Linked DNA regions of Mus musculus: all the other regions are linked to region 4. A link is a loop called in an ENCODE intact Hi-C map of the cell type or tissue named here. Cell type or tissue: heart. All regions are shown on one strand. Region 1 has its middle 76 kb from the start of Anxa10. Region 2 overlaps Ddx60 (DExD/H box helicase 60). Region 3 overlaps Anxa10 (annexin A10). Region 4 overlaps Palld (palladin, cytoskeletal associated protein).

Region 1 (5,000 bases), 150 kb before region 4:
AATTTTTTTTCTTTTTTCTGTGAATTTGGTGTTTTGATTATTATGTGATGGGAGAAATTTCTTATCTGATCCAATCTATTTGGAGTTCTGTAGGCTTCTTGTATGTTTATTGGCACTCTTTTTTTTTTAACCTATTATTCTTAGTTTTGGCCTTCTCATTGTGTATTGCGTTGCGTCCCACTCGACCGGCAAGAAAGACGCAACCACCGGAATCTTCTGCGGCCAAGCTTTATTGCTTACTTCTCAGGAGGGAAGACCCTAACCGGGAAAATGGCGCTGCTTATATAGCCCACAGCGTGACGTTTCAGCACTTGATGTGGTGTGACAGCTCCTGATTCGTTGCTCGCCGATCACCCCACTATTACGCCCCGAGAATGGGCAGTGACTAGGAGTGAGTTCACTCTCGTGCCTGCATACAAGGCTTGTTTACTAGTTAGGCACAGCGGAGGCCAGTGCCATCTTATAATGGCGATTGCTCGTGGCACGCAAGGCTCTCCTCAGCGATTGGATTGCTCGCGGCACGGCTCTCCACAATTGTGTCCTGGATTTTCTGGATGTTTGGGGTTAGGAGCATTTTGCATTTTACATTTTCTTTGACTGTTGTGCCAATGTCTTCTGTGGTAACTTCTATGCCTGTGGTATCTCTTGTATTCTGTTGGTTATATTTGCATCTATGATGCTTGATCTCTTTCCTAGGTTTTCCATCTCCAGGGTTGACTCTCTTTGTGATTTCTGTACTGGTTTTATTTCTATTTTTAGATCCTGGATGGTATTATTCAATTTTTTTTTCCTGTTTGGTTCTATTTTCCTGTATTTCTTTAAGGGTTTTATGTGTTTTCTCTTTAAATATCTACCTGTTTACCTGCATTATCTTTTATTTCTTTAAGGGAGTTATTTATGTCCATCTTAAAATCCTCTATCATCATCATGAGATGGAATTTTAGATCAGAACCTTGACTTTCAGGTGTGTTGTGGTATCTGATGATGTCAAAACATTGGTTTCTGTTGCTTATCTTCTTGAACTTGCCTCTTGCTATCTGGTTATCTCTGGTGTTAGCTGGCCTTGCTGTCTCTGACTGGAGCCTGTCCTTCCTGTGAGCCAATGAGTCTGGATGTGTAAGAACTCTTTGGGGTTAAGCTGTCTCTTGGTATGATTGGTGTAGGAATGGCTGGAGCACAGGATCCATTCCCAGGCACAGATGTGAATGTGTGCAGACTCACCTGTGAACCTGGGTGTGTCAAAATTCCTGGGGGGGGGGGTTAAGCTGTCTGTGGGTTTAATTGGGATGGAGAGGGCTGAAGCATATAATCTGCTCCCAGGCACAGATCAGTTTTTATAGTTACACACAGATCATCATATAGATAAATGACAGATAAAAAAATAATTTTTCTATATACCAATAATAAACATACAGAAAAAGGGATCATTGCTACCCCTCATAATATCCTCAAATAAAAAAGAAATGTCTAGAAATAAACCTAACCAAAGGGTGGAAAGACTTCTACAATAAGAACTTTAAATTTCTCAAGGAAGATATAGAGAATGTACTAGAACATAAAAACACATCCCATGCTCATGGATTGGTAGAATTAATATTATGAAAATGACCATTCTAGCAAAAGAATTCTGCAGCTTCAATGCAGCTCCAGTGAAATTCCGAATCTCATTCTTCACAGAAATAGAAAACCTATCCTGAAATCCACTTAGAACCACAATCGACTCCCACATAACTTAAAACATTCTTTAACAAAAACAATATTGGAGGGACTAACTAACTTTCTAGACTTCAAGACATATTATAGAGCCATAGTAATAAAAACAAATATGGTGCAGATACAAAAACAGACATGTAGACCAAGGGAACAAAATCAAAGACCCAAATATGGGTACACATAACTATAGCACTCTAATATTCAACAAAGATACCAAAACATGATAAAGAAAAGAAAGTATACTCAAGAAATTATTCTAGGAAACCTGGATGTTCACATGTAGAAGAAAAAAAATAAAACCTGTATCTATCACTTTGCGAAAAACCTAATTCCAGGTAGCTCAAAGACCTAACTGTGAAGATGGAAACTACTAGAAGAAAATATCAGCAGCACCCTACAAGGTATAGGTGTAGGAAAAGACATTCAGAAGAGGACCCCACATACCCAGGAACTGAGGTAACAACTGACAAAATTTCATATAACTTAAAATTTTCTCTATAGCTAAAGAAACAAGCAATTGAATTAAGAAGCCCACGGAATGAGAATCTTTGATAATTTCAGGGCCCTGAAGAAACTTCATCCTCAGCCAGTAGGTGGAGCTGATTCTCAGTCCTCTCTGTACCCTCTCTGCCAGAGGAGAGCTTGCCTCCAGAGAGGGCTCTCACCCCGGGACTCAGGTGAGATCCCCATTTTCTCCACACCCACAGTGACACACCTACTCCAACCAGGTCACACCTATTCCAACAAGGCCACATTTCCAAATGGTGCCACTCCCTGGTCCAAGAATATACAAACCACCACACTTACCAACAGTAACCAAGACAACTTGGAATCAAAAGAACACAGTATTCCCAGCACAGCAAGATCTGGATACCACAACACACCAGAAAACCAAGATAGGAATTTAAAAAGCATATATCATGATGCTGGTAGAGGATTTTTAAAAGGACATTAATAACTCCCTTACAGAAATAAAGGAGAACACAGCTAAACAGGTAGAAGAGGTTAAAGAGGAAACACAAAAATCCCTTAAAGAATTACAGGAAAACACAATCAAACAGGTGAAGGAATTGAACAAAACCATCAGGATCTAAAACTGGAAGTAGAAACAAAGAAAACACAAAGTGAAACAACTCTGGAGATAGATCCTAGGAAAGAAATCAGGAGCTATAGATGCGAGCATCAGCAACAAAATACAAAAGATGGAAAAGAGAATCTCAGGTACAGAAGATTCCATAGAAAACATGGACACTTCTGGGTCTTCAATTCTATTCCATTGGTCTACTTGTCTGTCACTGTACCAGTACCATGCAGTTTTTATCACAATTGCTCTGTAGTAAAGCTTTAGGTCAGGCATGGTGATTCCACCAGAGGTTCTTTTATCCTTGAGAAGAGTGTTTGCTATCCTAGGTTTTCTGTTATTCCAGATGAATTTGCAGATTGCTCTTTCTAATTCCTTGAAGAATTGAGTTGGAATTTTGATGGGGATTGCATTGAATCTGTAGATTGCTTTTGGCAAGATAGCCATCTTTACAATGTTGATCCTGCCAATCCAAGAGCATGGGAGATCTTTCCATCTTCTGAGATCTTCTTTAATTTCTTTCTTCAGAGACTTGAAGTTTTTATCATACAAATCTTTCACTTCCTTAGAGTCACGCCAAGATATTTTATATTATTTGTGACTATTGAGAAGGGTGTTGTTTCCCTAATTTCTTTCTCAGCCTGTTTATTCTTTGTGTAGAGAAAGGCCATTGACTTGTTTAATTTTATATACAGCTACTTCTCTGAAGCTGTTTATCAGGTTTAGGAGTTATCTGGTGGAATTTTTAGGGTCACTTATATATACTATCATATCATCTGCAAAAAGTGATATTTTGACTTCATCTTTTCCAATTTGTATCCCCTTGATCTCCTTTTGTTGTCGAATTGCTCTGGCTAGGACTTCAAGTACAATGTTGAATAGGTATGGAGAGATTGGAGAGCCTTGTCTAGTCCCTGATTTTAGTGGGATTGCTTCAAGCTTCTCACCATTTACTTTGATGTTGGCTACTGGTTTGATGTAGATTGCTTTTATCATGGTTAGGTATGGGCCTTGAATTCCTGATCTTTCCAAGACTTTTATCATGAATGGGAGTTGGATCTTGTCGAATGCTTTTTCCGCATCTAACGAGATGATCATGTGGTTTTTGTCTTTGAGTTTGTTTCCACATACCTATGGTCACTTGATCTTCGACAAGGGAGCTAAAACCATCCAGTGAAAGAAAGACAGCATTTTCAACAAATGGTGCTGGCAAAACTGGTTGTTATCATGTAGAAGAATGCGAATCGACCCATTCCTATCTCCTTGTACTAAGGTCAAATCTAAGTGGATCAAGGAAATTCACATAAAACCAGAGACACTGAAACTTATAGAGGAAAAAGTGGGGAAAAGCCTTGAAGATATGAGCACAGGGAAAAAATTCCTGAATAGAACAGCAATGGCTTGTGCTGTAAGATCAAGAATTGACAAATGGGGCCTCATAAAACTGCAAAGCTTCTGCAAGGCAAAAGACACTGTCAATAAGACAAAAAGACCACCAACAGATTGGGAAAGGATCTTTACCTATCCTAAATCAGATAGGGGACTAATATCCAATATATATAAAGAACTCAAGAAGGTGGACTCCAGAAAATCAAATAACCCCATTAAAAAATGGGGCTCAGAACTGAACAAAGAATTCTCACCTGAGGAATACCAAATGGCAGAGAAGCACCTGAAAAATGTTCAACATCCTTAATCATCAGGGAAATGCAAATCAAAACAACCCTGAGATTCCACCTCACACCAGTCAGAATGTCTAATATCAAAAATTCAGGTGACAGCAGATGCTGGCAAGGATGTGGAGAAAGAGGAACACTCCTCCATTGTTGGTGGGATGGCAAGCTTGTACAACCACTCTGGAAATCAGTCTCGTGGTTCCTCAGAAAATTGGACATAGTACTACCGGAGGATCCCGCAATACCTCTCCTGGGCATATATCCAGAAGATGTCCCAACCGGTAAGAAGGACAGATGTTCCACTATGTTCATAGCAACCTTATTGATAATAGCCATAAGCTGGAAAGAACCCAGGTGCCCCTCAACAGAGGAATGGATACAGAAATTGTGGTACATTTACACAATGGAGTACTACTCAGCTATTAAAAAGAATGAACTTATGAAATTCCTAGCCAAATGAATGGACCTGGAGGGCATCATCCTGAGTGAGGTAACCCAATCACAAAGGAACTCACACAATATGTACTCAC
Region 2 (5,000 bases), 140 kb before region 4:
CTAATGATCAGTGGAGATAAATGATTACTCTGGATTCTTTAGGTATGACTAATGGAATTCTCAAAGGTGCTCATGAGTGCGAGGAAGGAGAAGATGGGAGTCAAAATGGTGAAATGTGGATATTTGATTCATAATGTCAGGTTTCTCTATTGAACATCCCTGGCCTCCAAGTCAGAAGGAAACTCTGACCCAAAGATGCAGACAACCTCTAACTGTTGGGAAAGAGCCAAGGTTTTCCCTTAGAACATCCAGACATCTAATTTTGTCTGGTGAACGCACACTTTGATGATTGGTCTCCAGAATGGTAAGATGATACATTTATAGAGGTTCATACCATTGAATGACAATTTGTTACACCAGCATTAAGAAACTTGTGAACAGGCATGAAGAAAGGGAAAAGAAACACACCACTCTATTAATGGGTCCCAGCATTAGGAAGGTTGAGAACCACTACTGCAGATAAACAAAGCGTTTCCCTTCTGCTCCCATATACCTCAAATTAACTCTGTGTATAAAATAACAAATAAATAATAAAACTATATAAAAATAAATAAATCAGATTAAAATAATAAATAATAAAAATAATAAAATAAATTATAAAGCTCTCTGTATAAAAAACACCCATAAAGGTCTGATTCGGCTCTGATCAAGGAAATAAAATAGAGAACTGTTTTTAAGGACCCTATAATGATGAGATTTATGGTCACTTGAATACACATGTGACAAAATAAAAGTCACTGTCAAAGTGTTGGAATACATATGAATATGAGGGGTTAAGGGGCTATTTAACTAGGTGACAATATATGGCCAATGGAGCCAAGGATGGGGGTGATCACAAAGAGTTTGATATTGCTTTGTGAGTAACTGGGCTTTGTTCCAGATCAGAATAAAAAGTGACTATGAATTTACAGTCAGACAAACCCTGAAGAAAAATATAGACTGTAGCAGGAGACTCAAGAGCAAGCAAATGTTATAAATTGGAGAGCTGCTGGCACCTCAGAGATTTCTGAAACGTGTATTTGCTACGATATTGCAATGGGGATCATTGAGAATATCTAGGATCAGGGATGCTCAGGAATGGTTTTGAGCTATGTGCACTGCCCTAGTCTGAGGCTCTATCTTGATGGAACTTAATCTCAAAAAAACATTTTTTTAATTAATTATAAAACAGACCATAACCAAAAGGTTGTAGGGATGGGGGACTCTACAGACCCTCTGGGAAGTTGAAATGCATGGTATGTAACAGATGCAGTGACACTTTTAACTTGGATCATGGGGGGGGGTGGTAATAATCTCAACATTTCAAAATGACAATTAAATTTGGGGAAATACAAAAGTAACATTTAAACATGTAACGTACCTGATAGACTTAATGATAAGATTAAAATCTTTCAACAGGCTATAAGCTTCCCCTGGATGTATCCTAAGGGACAGGAAAACAGAAATTAACGATACGATTATTTACTATTGATGTTTATATCCATAAATTAGAGCTGGCTCAGACATGGTCAAAGATGCTGCTGCTGCTGCTGCTGCTGTTATACAATGATTAATCAGACTACTGAGAATAAGTGACTGTTGAGCACTAACACCTATTTGGAACATCTATGTCACTTCACCAAGACTCAGAAAGAATCACAAAAAAATGAGACAGAGAGAATTAAGAGCTAAGTGAAGCAAGTGCTGAGAAATGCTATCTTCTGGGCCTGATGTGATTCATGCGTCCACAGCAGCAAAGGCTGTCTGAATAGGGTCTGCACAAGAGCAGGACCATTAATATCAGCCAAGGATGAGAGACAAGCTCCTAGGACAAGAGTTCCCAGGAAAGGCAGGGGCCCTATGGGCTAAAGAAAGGAGAGTCATTTTTCTTCAGTATTGTTTTCTCTGATGAGTCTCCTGACTTCCAGGGGATGGCGACACACTCATGCAGATAGCCCTAGTAAAACTCAGTGTGACTCAAAGTGAAAATAAACCAAAATTTAAAGACAACACAAACATGGACAGCTGACTTGCTGGGGTTAGGGGATACAACTGAGAAGGTATACAAGAATAAACGGGGAGATATGGTCATAATATTTTACATACAATTATGAAATTATCAATGAACAAGTTTTAAAACCAAAAAATATTATCAACTAATGTAAATGCAACTTTATTCACAAAAATAAATCAGCCTTAATAAGTAAAAATTTTCTAGGTTTCTGAGGACTATTAAAACTTTTTATACCTTAACTTAGTAAAGAATGTTCAAATTTTTATGTCTACTGCATGTTTAATTCCTTAATATATCTGCCACTAGATGAGGTGTTTAGCACTGAGACAAGTATCTCCCTGCTCAGGGATAGTTTCCTGGATATTTCCCTAGGAGTGAATATCTAATTTGCTTGGCATGACTAACTACTTCTTGAAATTATCAAGAGAAAACATATCTATTGACCTGGTCTTACAGACGTCAAAGCCTATGTGTTGACTGACAGTTTTCTTCCTCAACTATCCAAGTTTTGTGGCCACAATACTGGAGTTTGAGAGTGATGGATGCTAACTGTATGAAAAATGACCTAAATAATGCCTGCTTCTATTTATACCTATAAAAATGGCTTCCCTGACAAGCTAAAGTGTCAGACCCAGATATGTAAACTAGACACTTTATATTCTCTCAGGCATTAAAAAAATGCCAGATTGCTATCTGCCATTATATCTAAAATACTAAATGGTGCATAAATAGAACTGTAATGTAAAGATATATTTGATATACACAAAGACACATTTAAGGCATATATTTAGATCAAGTGAGTTGGCCCATGTGCTAAACTTTTGCTGCTAAACTAGAAATAAATGTATAAAATATGCCATCATCTGTGCCATTTGTTCTGGAAGTGAAAATCTAATATGTTTGTCAGGAATAGTCATTTCTTGGAATTTTCAAGATAAAACATACCTATTGTCCTGGACTAATCCAATAAGGGATCCATGCTTATAGAAATCAAGTGCATAGGCATTAAGTGGAATTTTTCTTCCTTGACTATCCAATGCGTATGGCCACAGCACCGGGGCTTGTGTGTGATTGATACCAAGTGTGTGTAGAATGACCTAAAGAAATACAAGTTTTTAGTTATTCACATGGACAGAGGCTTACAACTTAGAACTTGTAGTTATCTGTAGAGAAATTTTAATCCAACAATATGGCTGATCAGGCAAGGGATGATACCCAAAGACTTTCTAGGTCTGTGTGGTCCAGTCAGAATACAGACAGTGAATTACAGTATTATCTGGCTAGAATATAAATATGCTCAGCACACACCTTTAATCCTTAATAATAGAGGTAAGATTAGTTTGTAGAAGGAAGCAGCCATGTTTGAAAGTAACATCTAATTGAGGGGCAGACAAGGTGACAAATCAGAGAAATATCTGGCAGAATGAGTCAGAAATAGGATATGCCCAACTCTCATGAAAACAGAGGCAATCTGAGAGAGCAGCTGAGAGAGAAGGGGGAGAGGGACAGGGACAGGGGAAAGGGGAGGGGGAGAAACAGGGAAGGAAAGAGGGAGGGAGAGGGAGAAAAGGCAGTTTTATCAGGACAGTTTTACAGAGAAAGGTTGCAGGTGAAGACAGAATGAGAATGAAAATGAGAACTAGCCAAAAGATTAGAACATATTGAAAAGTTGTTATTTATAAGGCCAAGCAGAGCAATTCAGTCAGAAGTCCAAAGAAGCCAGATTGAATCAGTCAGCTTGGAGAGGACTTTGGCCTGGAAGAGCTGAGTTGAACCAGCCAGCCCGACTTCAGAAAAAGTTAGAAAGGGTGAGCTTACAATAATATTGGGAGAATTCAACACCCTACTCTCACCAGTAGACAGATCCTGGAAACAGAAACTAAACAGAGACACATGGACACTGACAGAAATTATGAAACAAATGGATTTAATTGATATCTACAGAACATTTTATCCTAAAACAAAAGGATATTCTTCTCAGAGCCACATAGTACCTATCCAAAATTGACCATATAATTGGTTACAAAACAGGCATCAAGAGATACAAAAATATTGAAATTATCCCATGCATCCTATCTGATCAGAACGGACTAAAGCTGGTCTTCAATAACAACATAAATAATAGAAAGCCAACATTCATGTGGAAACTGAACAACACTCTACTCAATGATTCCTTGATCAAGGATGAAATAAAGAAAGAAATTAAAGACTTTTTAGAGTTTAATGAAAATGAAGCCACAACATACCCAAACTTATGGGACACAATAAAGGCAGTCCTAAGAGGAAAACTCATGGCTCTGCGTGCCTCAAAAAAGAAACTAGAGAGAGCATACACTAGCAGGCTGACAGCACACCTAGAAGCTCTAGAACTAAAGGAAGCAAATTCACCCAAGAGGAATAGACAGCAGGAAATAATCAAACTCAGGGCTGATATCAACCAAGTGGAAATAAAAAGAACTATTCAAAGAATCAACCAAACAAGGAGCTGGTTCTTTGAGAAAATCAACAAGATAGATAAACCCTTAGCCAGACTAACTAGAGGGCACAGGGACAGTATCCTAATCAACAAAATAAAAAATGAAAAAGGAGACATAACAACAGAACCTGAGAATATCCAAAACTTCATCAGATACTACTACAAAAGGAGTTCTATCAGACCTTCAAAGAAGACTTAATTCCAACTCTTCTCAAACTATTCCACAAAATAGAAAGAGAAGGTACTCTACCCAATGCATTCTATGAAGCCACAATTACTCTGATACCTAAACCATACAAAGATCCAACAAAGAAAGAGAACTTCAGACTAATTTCCCTTATGAATATCAATGAAAAAATAATGAATAAAATCCTCGCAAATTAAATCCAAGAACATATCAAAATGATCATACATCATGACCAAGTAGGCTTCATACCAGGGATGCAGGGATGGTTTAATATATGGAAATCCATCAACGTAATCCATTATATAAACAAACTCAAAGACAAAAACCACATGATCATTTCATTA
Region 3 (5,000 bases), 170 kb before region 4:
TACATCATCATGAAGGGTATTAGTACTAAGAAATACTTCAGAGAACATACTTATCTTTGCTAGGATAGTAATCTAACTAGTATTTGTACTTTATGATATTTATGAAAATCCCTTTTGAGTGATAAATTTCTTGAAGTTTTCCAGGAATTTCAAAATATTTCTGGCCAAGACCTGGTGGATGCCATCAATGACTGTTACGATGGTTATTTCCAGGAGCTGCTGGTTGCTATTGGTAAGATGGATTTCATATGATGAACCGCAGACCTTGCCTTTCACAGCACTGAATGGCTCTGACTGAACATGTGCATGAGTAGAATCTTAATTGAAGCATTTTTCTCAGGGCAATTATTTGAAAGATCCTTAAACTCTCAGAAAGTCTGTCAGCTACTGGTTCAATTCAATGAACGGGCAGCCTGGAGACATTAATCAACTGCCATTAATTCCCCAAGAGCAGACTCAATTTCCATATGAGAAAAGTGAAGTCTTGGATGCCTAGACTCATAAGTGACTTCTCATAGCTTTAAGTCTATGTTAGGACCATTGACTTCCTCTCCTGTTTCAAGAGCAAATAAATGCTAATAGTGTGACTAGTTTCTTGTCTCCAAGAAGAAAGGTGATATTTTTTTAGTTTGGCTTTTAATGGTTATTTAAATTTCTACTATCCTCAGTAAATTTCCCTTTAGAAATAAATCTTGTCATCAAAAATAACTTAAACTATTAATTAGTAGCAAGTACTACAGGCATGACTTCCCAATGTTGTTAGAAATTGTGTGCCTGCTGCAGAAAAGACCAGGGCTCTTATTCATCAAGACTATTCCAGTGTTCACACTTAACATGTACTCTGTGATTTGTCAGCACAGACTACAAAAAAAATGTACATAAAGAATCATTGTGAAGTATCCTATAGTAGGTGCATCAAATGAACACTTAGACATGTACTGAATAAACAATCAGTCCCAAGAAGGTCTTGGCATAGAGCTGAAGTGTAAGTCACAGCACTTTTATAAATAATCTAGTATGAGATTTTTAAGCAAGTACCCTATGAAAAAGATTTGGTGGATTTCTATGATACACCTAAAGATATATGATATGAAGGCTTTTGTCTATGAATGTTTAGATAGATAGATAGATAGATAGATAGATAGATAGATAGATAGATAGATAGAATTCATCAAATTCCAAATAAATATAATAGTTATATATCTATCACATGTCAGCTAGTTAGCAAAACAGTTAGAGTAGAACTCATGTCATTGTAATCTCAAGGCAGCCCAACTGATGTCAAAAAACAGTGGGCCTAAGGGTCATCAGCAATACCAGGAAATATCTATCTGGTTCATCCCATCATTCAATACTGAATAAGCACCTACTCATTTCCAATATGGGTGGTACAGGTGGAATAGTGAATTAACAAAGCCAAGAATAGCAACACTAGCCTCTGCTTTCTGGAACCTTCCTTCCAGAAATCACTTCTCAGGTTTACTTGTCTCAGTAATAAAAGTGAGATAAAGATGAAGAGATGGTCTCATGACCTAAAATAATTACTAGAACTATAGAGAAATACTAGTTCCTCATTTATTATTCATTTATGTAATTAATCTATTAACATTTCAAATAAAGGCTTATTGGTGGCCTACAGTCTGAACTGATATTTTACAGGGACAACTGTTGGATAGGTGCTGGTCTGTTCACAACCCTAGCATTTATAATCCAATGATATCTAAACCTGGAGGAGGCGCTTTACATTTGTAACGGTTTATCCTTAAATGACCTACATTCTAGTCACAAATCTTTCAGGGATCAAAAAGCTGCTGGTATAGACCAGTTTTTGAGGTTATCTGAAAGAGCAGCGTTCTGGAAGGTGAATGGATTATATGTGTTTGATTTTATATCTCGCACCACAGTTTTTAAAAATTAATAGTAATGGTCATATGTTCAGTGAAGGTCATTTGTCATTATAAAATATATTGACATGCTGTGCTTCTCAATAGAGTGTGGCTAGTGTTGCCATCATTCTAAGCCCTGAAATTATAATGCAAGGTGATGATGGTGGAAAATATGTAAGTGCTCTATTTCCTGACTTCTGAAGAATTACCTCTCGTCATTCCTATTTGTTCCTTGTTCTCTTCCTCTCTAGTTCGTTGTATCCAGGACAAACCAAGCTATTTTGCTTATAAATTATACAGGGCAATCCATGTAAGTATAACACATATATTTAACTTATTCAAAATTAGTATCTATTATTTTTATTTCAAAGAAAATATGTTCAAGTAAAAGGAAACAAGTTAAACACCAAAAGCAAAATTCATTAAATACGGATAATCTCTGCTTTCTACAACATAGGTACATAAGACATGTGATACTTCATGGTCTTTCATCCTCATATACTTTAGAATCTTAGTATTTACCATTTATTTAAATTGATAATTCAAATGTGCCATGACGGTGACAACTAATGCCTTCCCTGTGTATGACCTGGGCAAATAACCACCATTATTGATTCCAGCTATGCCCTGATTCAGGAAACTTGGTCAGATATTTTGTTGTTGTAATTACCCCAAATTATGAAATCTTAGTAGATTTATACTCAAAATATTCTGATATGGGAACATTAGATTATGTTGAGTGGCCACCAGATGTCACCATTATTCCATGTGAAAAACATTTGAAACTTCCCTGGGGGGAGCCCCAGGCATCCCATAGCAGTGAGAGCAATGTTGAAGTCCTGTGGGCTCACAAACAAATCACTACTGAAAAGGAAGAGCTTGCATGCTGGACAAGCCTTTGAAGTAGTAGTCTCTCTACCCACATTTCTGCTGTTTTTAGGATTTTGGCTTCCATAACAAAACTGTCATCAGGATTCTCATCGCCAGAAGTGAAATAGACCTAATGACCATAAGGAAACGTTACAAAGAGAGATTTGGAAAATCCCTCTTTCATGATATCAAAGTAAGTTTGCTCTTCATAATTGACTTTACCTCACATATTCTTTCTGGACTGTAAATAAAAGCTTTAAATTCAAACAACTTGCTGTAGGGATCTAAAAAGTTCCATGTCTGCCAAGGACGGTTAACTTAAAGAACTCAGAGTTCAGTGCTTTAACAAACATCAACTTGGAAAGTCATTGCTCCACAGAAATAAAACTTTTTGATCTTTGCTTTTAAAACAAAAAAAAAATTTATGTAATTGTAGAAAATATTCCCTCCCTATGACTGTGTTTCCAGGTTTGCCTTCTGATGTGAACAGCAGAGGGTGTGGTAGTTTACCTGTAATTTCACCTGCAACCCTCACACTAGATCTACTGAGGTGGCGGGTGGAGGACTGACACTTCAGGGTTCCCCTCAGCTCCATAGCAACTGCAGACTAAGATCCACTATCTGAAACCTCTCAAAACACAAGCAAGCAAGCAAAGAAACAAACAAAAACAAAAATCAATATTTTGCCATGGGAATTATTAACTACTGCCTGGCAACACTCCTCATAAAATCACAGAAAACAAGGCATCCAATCAAACACCATCAACTGCCAATTTGGAGAATTTTATTACTGAACATGTAAAACTCGAAATGACCAATCACTTCACCAATCAGAGGGCAAGGAAATAATTCAAAACCAAACAAGCTAATTTCTTATTCTGGTCTTCCTAAAAAATTTAAAATGTCTTATATAACTTGGCAAAAAAAAAAAAAAGAAGAAGAAGAAATATATGGACCATCTATGCAATTTGTGGGTGCAGTACAAAATCAATATGTTTAGTTTCTTCACCAAAGAAAACCAAAAAGGTATTCAGGATGGAGAGAATAGAGCAGCAGAACACAAGCCATAATTGAGACTGTGTTTTATAATTGATACCTTGGACAGTCGCATTGTTTTCAAGTGAAACTCCCAGTCACAAGAAAAAACCAGTTTAGCTCCTTGTATTACTCAAGACATAACCCTCAACATCTCAGAGACGGGAGCCACAAATTCCAAAGTGCTTTCTAAGCCTTTGTTGGAATCAAAATGGCTCTAAGAAATTGATGCACCAGTTAAAATCAATTTGATGGGTTTTTTTTTTAATCTTTGATAAAATGTTCATTATGTCTGTCTTGAAGTCTGAAAACTGTTAGTGGTGATCAACATGTACCAGTGAGTCAGAATTCAGTTTCCAAGTGAACAAGCTAGCTTGTTTATACTATTTGTAACTATTCCTAGCCATATTGAAGACAAGTTATAATAATGCGATGCTACTCTGTGCTTTTAAATCTGTGGGTCTTAATTAAACAGCTTTGTGTAAAGAAGCATTAATATGATAAATGATTTTTATGAAAATGGATTCTATAATGGCATTCGTTCAGCTACCTATTCTGGAGTATTTAGACTTGATGAAAGAAGATAAAAAGAAACAAAGTTGCCCTAATTTTCTACCACAGACACCCAGTAGTGAGATGCTTCTAGGTCCTGATATGGCTGGAAACCTTGTTTCCCCACATTCCTACACTGAAACCCTAACACTAAGGAGATGGTTTTGGGAGCTGAGCATTTGAGAGTTAAGTCAAGAGGGTGGAATCCACAAGTAGAGCTATTTTCCTTTGGGGGAAATAAAAAGCTCCTGGATGTTCCTTTGTCCCTTCTGCCATGTCAGGCTGCAGTCAATAAAGAAGTATTCACAAAACATTTTGTCACTTAGATCTCCCATCCTCCCTAACTTAGACATAAACTTCTGATATTTTAAGCCAAGTCGATTGTGAAAGGCCCCAGAAGACTAAGGTAGCTACTGTTGATCTTTTTCACACGTACATAAACAGTAACATTTTGCTTTCAAAAGGAAGGATTTTATTAAACCAGAACATCTTCTTTATAAAGTATGCTGTGAAATAGAAAAACTCCCTCAAATGACTGACTATCGCTTTTCAACCTTTCATTGTCATATGTAACACTACAGTGCATATCTTTTTTGCGTAAATCTCATGCTCATCTATAATTGATAATATTTTAACTGTATTTCTTTATATAGGATT
Region 4 (5,000 bases):
TTATATTTGGAAGCAATATCTATTTAGAATAAGCAAGAATTCTGATAGGTTGCATGCTCAGATCTGGAGGTAGAAGAGTGTCTTTGACATCTTGTATTACTGACTAGCCCTCCCAAACCTTTGCAATACCAAATGCTTGCTTAAGAGCAGGAAATAAACAACATGAACACATGTTGAAATTTGCCTGCAAAGCACTGTGGGATAATACCAGCAGCTTCTGTTTTTCTGGTAGTCTGAGGGAGACTAAAGCCTGAGCCCAATCTTGGTTTGGATCAATCACCATTCTTCTCTCTAACAACCGAGAAACATCATAAAAACAGTATGATTGTTCAAAAGTCAATTCAGAAAAAGTAAGAAGGCATTTAAGCATAAGAAATTCAGAACCTGGAAATTATTTCTTAATTAACTAATCATACCTCTTCTATAAAATGTTAGATTGTGGATGTGAAGCTCAGTGGTTGGGCACTTAGAATGCCTGAGTTCTGAGCCCTGATTCTCAGCACAAGCAATGAACAAAAAGTCTAAGGGATGTTGGGATGTGACTCCTTCAGATGACTATGTCCTTAGGCTATCAAAGAGAAGCATAACTAATAGTAGGTGCCTTTTTAACTGTATCCATGTTACATATGTTTCAAAGAGTTAGCAGACTTTACACAATTCTTTCTGTCTAATACAGGTTGAATAGCTTTTATAGGAAATGTTTAGAATCAAAGATGTCTCAGAAACTACATTTTTTCAACATTTGAGATATTTGTGTACACATAATGAGGCACTTAAGAGATGGGTGCTCAAATCTATATGCAAAACCATTTATGCTTTATGTATACTTAACATATGTAGCCTGAAAGTATGTTCCATTATGTTCTTAATGGTACTATTAATAACCACTTTTAACAGTTTCTTTGCAGACAACAGAATTCCATGGTGGAGAATTTTCTACTTGTGATGTTAGGCCAGCACTTTAAAAAGTCTAGGGTTTTGAGCTACTTGGGGATTTCCAGTTTGGGGATAGGGTTGCTCAACATGTACTAGAATTGCTGGAAAACAGACTGGGTGATTTTTTTTGCTTCTGATGTTTTACATGAAACTCTTCTTTGGCTGATGATAAGAAATGTAAGTCAGAATCATTAGAGATAAGAGTTTAATACTATCTTAAACATTTTTTTAAATGAGCAAGTAGTGCACATCTTACATGCAAATATCAGCAGTTCTGTCATGAGCAAGTTCTGTCAGTGGCATAGATAGGCATATTTCAGTCTTTCCAAAATGTGGGAATTTATTAAATAACAACAAATTTACAAGCCAAACCAATTTCTTTGGCTTTAACTGAGAAAGTACTCCTGATTCCACTGAGTACTGATGATCAATAGCAAACACAGGTACTTCAGTTCTTCATTTCTTAGTGTTTGTTAGTTGCTTGGTTGTTTTGTTTGGGGATGGAGCTTGTTTGTGCCACAAGCTTTCAAACGTTGTTCTTGTCTTCTACCTTGTTAAGGCAGCTCTCATTTCTCCTGCACTGCATACTCCAGGCAATCTGGGCTACAAGTTTCCAGGCAATTCTCCAGTCTGTCTTCCTTCCTGCCATGGGACTGCCGGCATTGCAATGTACAGCCCTCCATCTAGCTTTCTATGTGATTTCCAGGACTCAAATGCAAGTCACCAGGCTGCACAGTTAGTATTTAACCTGAGTCACTTTGCCAGCCCCACTGATCCCCAATCTTAATTACTACAATAATTGTTAGATTACGCATTATACTAGGCATGTGAGTATTATTTGTGTATGTGAGACACAATGGCTCTTATAAGAGGCTAAACCGGCTATGCTGTTCAGAGGAACTACACTGAAAGGCAAGGCAGGGAGTTGATACAGGTGCAAGGGGAATACTCTATAGAAGACTGGATAAGAACCACAGAAACAGAACTGTTAGAGTGCAGAGCTATCAATGCAGGTCTCAGTGACAGGCAACTTTAAATGTCAGTTTCAAGTGGCCTTGTGTGTCAGAGGTGAGATAAACTATTTGACCTGGAGTCTGGAACAGGGGCAGAGGTCTTTTTCAGTGACTTTTTTCCTGGGTGAGGCAGCTTATTATGAGAAATCAGGACTTGGGTTATGTAGCTGTCTTATCCCAGTCTTGTGCTTAATATGCCTCCTTCTTTTCCCTGAGTCCATGGAAAAGGGGCCCCAGGAAGTATTGCCAAATGACATACAGACCCAGTCTGCTGGGCTTCTCTTCTAACTAGCATCTCCTGTGACTGGTTGTAACAATCTATGGCATTAAGCTTACCCTCAGCAACTTGGTCCCACCCCAGTGGCATGTTGTTTGCTCTTAGAAAGCTGCTTCTTCAAGGATAGGCACAATTTGATGACTTTGATGGCGTATGTATAGGACACAGAACCCTGTATATGACCCATATACAGTAGCACTGCTTAAAGCTGAATAGAATTGCTAGGCAGTGGTGGTATACACCTTTAATCCCAGCACTTGGGAGGCAGAGGCAGACAGATCTCTGTGAGTTCAAGATCATCCTAGTCTATAGAGTGAGTTCCAGGACAACCAGGGCTACACAGAGAAAACATGTCTCAAAACAAACAAGCAAACAAACAAACAAAATAAAACAAAACAAAATCTGAACAGAATTCTGTGATGCCTGGCCACCACAGAGGCGTACACCATGGGTGCATCTGGGTTTACCTTAAAGAAGTTGGGGTAAAAGGGATGATCTTGAAACATCAGACTACTCTTTTTGTTTCTTTCTAAACAATACATTAGGAACAACCTGAGTTTGCATTGTCCTCTTGTTCTTAAACTGCAACACAGTAGCCAGGGGCCCTGAAAAATTCTGAACCTGGGTGCCATCCAGTGGTGAAATCTGGAAGTAACTACAGAAGCATAGAGAATAGGCACTTGACTTGGAATTTTTAGAGGGACACACGTAGCAGGTTAAGAAGAGAGAAGTAAAGACTTAACATTGAGACTGCATGACAACAAGCATCTGGAGTGTTTAAAGGAAAACCATCCCCTCACTCAATAATCAGGATAAGGTCAGAAAGCACATAAAACAGGGTACCAGGCAGGAGCCGGCATGGGGAAAGTCTCAGAACACAGTGTTAATGGAGCTCACTGAGCTTAAAGAAAACAGAGAATCATTTCAATATTCTAAAAGAGAAACCTAAAGAGACAGAAGTGCTTTTTTTAAAAAAAAAGATCAAGCAGTAATTCTTGAGTGTCAAAATACACTCAGTAAAATTTAAAGTGCAAAAGAGGCATCCGTGGGAGGGACAGCAAACAGGAGGAAAAGTAACAGCAAGAGGACAGGCTACTCAAACATTTCCAGTTGGCATAAAGAAAAGCGTGAGGAGGAACAAGGACCTGTGTGGTTTGGGGTACAAGGTGAAGATGGCAGTTTTCAGTTGTGTGAGTTTAAAGCAGACTTCAGAAGGCCAAGGAGAGGAAATAATATAATAACAGAAAACTCTACAAACCTGAAGAAAGGTACGAATATACACACAGGGGAAGGTCAGGGTTCACAGGTCAAATGTAACTCAGTGAGGTCTACCTTAAGGTGTGCTAGAATGAAAGCCTCTTAAGATGATGCTCAAAGGTTAAGAAAACACTCAAGAATGTGAGAGAGAAGGGACAGGTACTTACATAGGTGTAGCCCAATTTACCTGACAATCAATTTCTCACAAAAATCTAATAGTCTAGAACAGTGTGTTACAACCTGTGGGTTGCAAACCCTTTGGGGTTGAAGGGTCACATATCAGATATCTGCATTACAATTCATAACAGTAGAAAAGTTAGAATTCTGAGGTAGCAAAGAAAACAATTTTATGGTTGGAGGTCATCACAACATGAGGAACTGTATTAAAGGGTCACAGCATTAGGGAGTTGAGAAGCCTTGGCCTAGAAGAAAGTACCATGAGATTGTTTTCAAAGTACTAAAGAAAAAACTATAAAGAAAGAATTCATTGTTTTGCAAAACTATCCTTTGGAAATGACAAAGGCACTCACAGACAAACAAAAGCTGAGAAAAATATATGTATTTTCAAGACATTTATCTACATGACATACAAAAGGAATAACTATAAATGAGGAAGGGCATGATAATAACTAAGAAGAGAGCATAGAAAAGTCACCAATAGAGTAATTACACAAATTCAGGATATGCTAATATTTAACTAAGATGCATAGGCCATTCCAAGTATGTGAAAGGCAACAGAGACGGAGGAGCCATCTTGGTTCCTGGATCCCACCGAGACTAGTCTGTGCAGGTAAGTGTGGACTATAGAAGCTAACAGCTTCTGGGACAGGCAGAAGCCACAGAGCTTCTGAGGCAGACCCCATTTCAGGCTCCAGACATCCGGGCTCCTTCCCTGCCAGAGGACAAGTGTCCGACCCACCCAGGAGGGCTTTGCCAGAGCACCTGGGGGAGCCATCTTGGTTCCCGGATCCCTCCTAGACTATTCTGCTCAGGTGAGAGTGTGGACTACAGAAGCTAACAGCTTCTGGGACAGGCCCTGTTTCTGGCCTTCATCTTCTGCCAGGAGGCAGGTCTGAGTGCCAGATATCTGTGCACCTTCCCTGCAACATGAGAGCTTGCCTACCGAGAGTGCTCTGACAACTGAAACTCAGAAGAAATCTAGTCTCCCAGGTCTGCTGATAGAGACTAACAGAATCACAAGAGGAACAAGCTCTAACCAGAGACAACTATAACAACTAACTCTAGAGATTACCAGATGGCAAAAGGCAAATGTAAGAATCTTACTAACAGAAACCAAGACCACTCACCATCATCAGAACCCAGCACTCCCACCTCACCCAGTCCTGGGCACCCCAACACACCCAAAAAGCTAGACCCGGATTTAAAAGCATATCTCATGATGATGGTAGAGAACATCAAGAAGGACTTTAATAACTCACTTAAAGAAATACAGGAGAACACTGCTAAACAGGTAGAAGACCTTAAAGAGGAAGCACAAAAATCCCCTAAAGAATTGC

The links. Peaks named below come from ENCODE experiments on the same cell type or tissue, not always from the same donor. Only the 100,000 strongest peaks of a DNase experiment are listed, where the experiment ranks them.
Region 1: a loop joins it to region 4, with 6 times the contacts of the local background. A loop is called at or near these places in 24 of 42 quality-filtered maps.
Region 2: a loop joins it to region 4, with 7 times the contacts of the local background. A loop is called at or near these places in 15 of 42 quality-filtered maps.
Region 3: a loop joins it to region 4, with 7 times the contacts of the local background. A loop is called at or near these places in 22 of 42 quality-filtered maps.

What each region holds. Positions count from the first base shown.
Region 1 is chr8:62,044,348-62,049,347 of GRCm38, reverse strand. No RefSeq gene overlaps it. Among named protein-coding and RNA genes, the nearest start is that of Anxa10, 76 kb to the left of the region's middle. In heart, a CTCF peak has its summit at 2,303 (motif pointing right); no DNase peak of the experiment used is centred here.
Region 2 is chr8:62,031,465-62,036,464 of GRCm38, reverse strand. Ddx60 (DExD/H box helicase 60) reads right to left here. Exons shown (of 38, transcript NM_001293783.1): 36 at 2,939-3,090; 37 at 1,361-1,423. Among named protein-coding and RNA genes, the nearest start is that of Anxa10, 89 kb to the left of the region's middle. In heart, a CTCF peak has its summit at 1,912; no DNase peak of the experiment used is centred here.
Region 3 is chr8:62,058,205-62,063,204 of GRCm38, reverse strand. It overlaps Anxa10 (annexin A10), which reads left to right. Exons shown (of 12, transcript NM_001136089.2): 9 at 137-232; 10 at 2,138-2,196; 11 at 2,827-2,949. Among named protein-coding and RNA genes, the nearest start is that of Anxa10, 62 kb to the left of the region's middle. In heart, a CTCF peak has its summit at 2,636 (motif pointing right); no DNase peak of the experiment used is centred here.
Region 4 is chr8:61,892,111-61,897,110 of GRCm38, reverse strand. All of the region lies in intron 1 of Palld (palladin, cytoskeletal associated protein), which reads left to right. Among named protein-coding and RNA genes, the nearest start is that of Palld, 8.1 kb to the left of the region's middle. In heart, a CTCF peak has its summit at 2,866 (motif pointing left); no DNase peak of the experiment used is centred here; H3K27ac peaks cover 1,172 bases.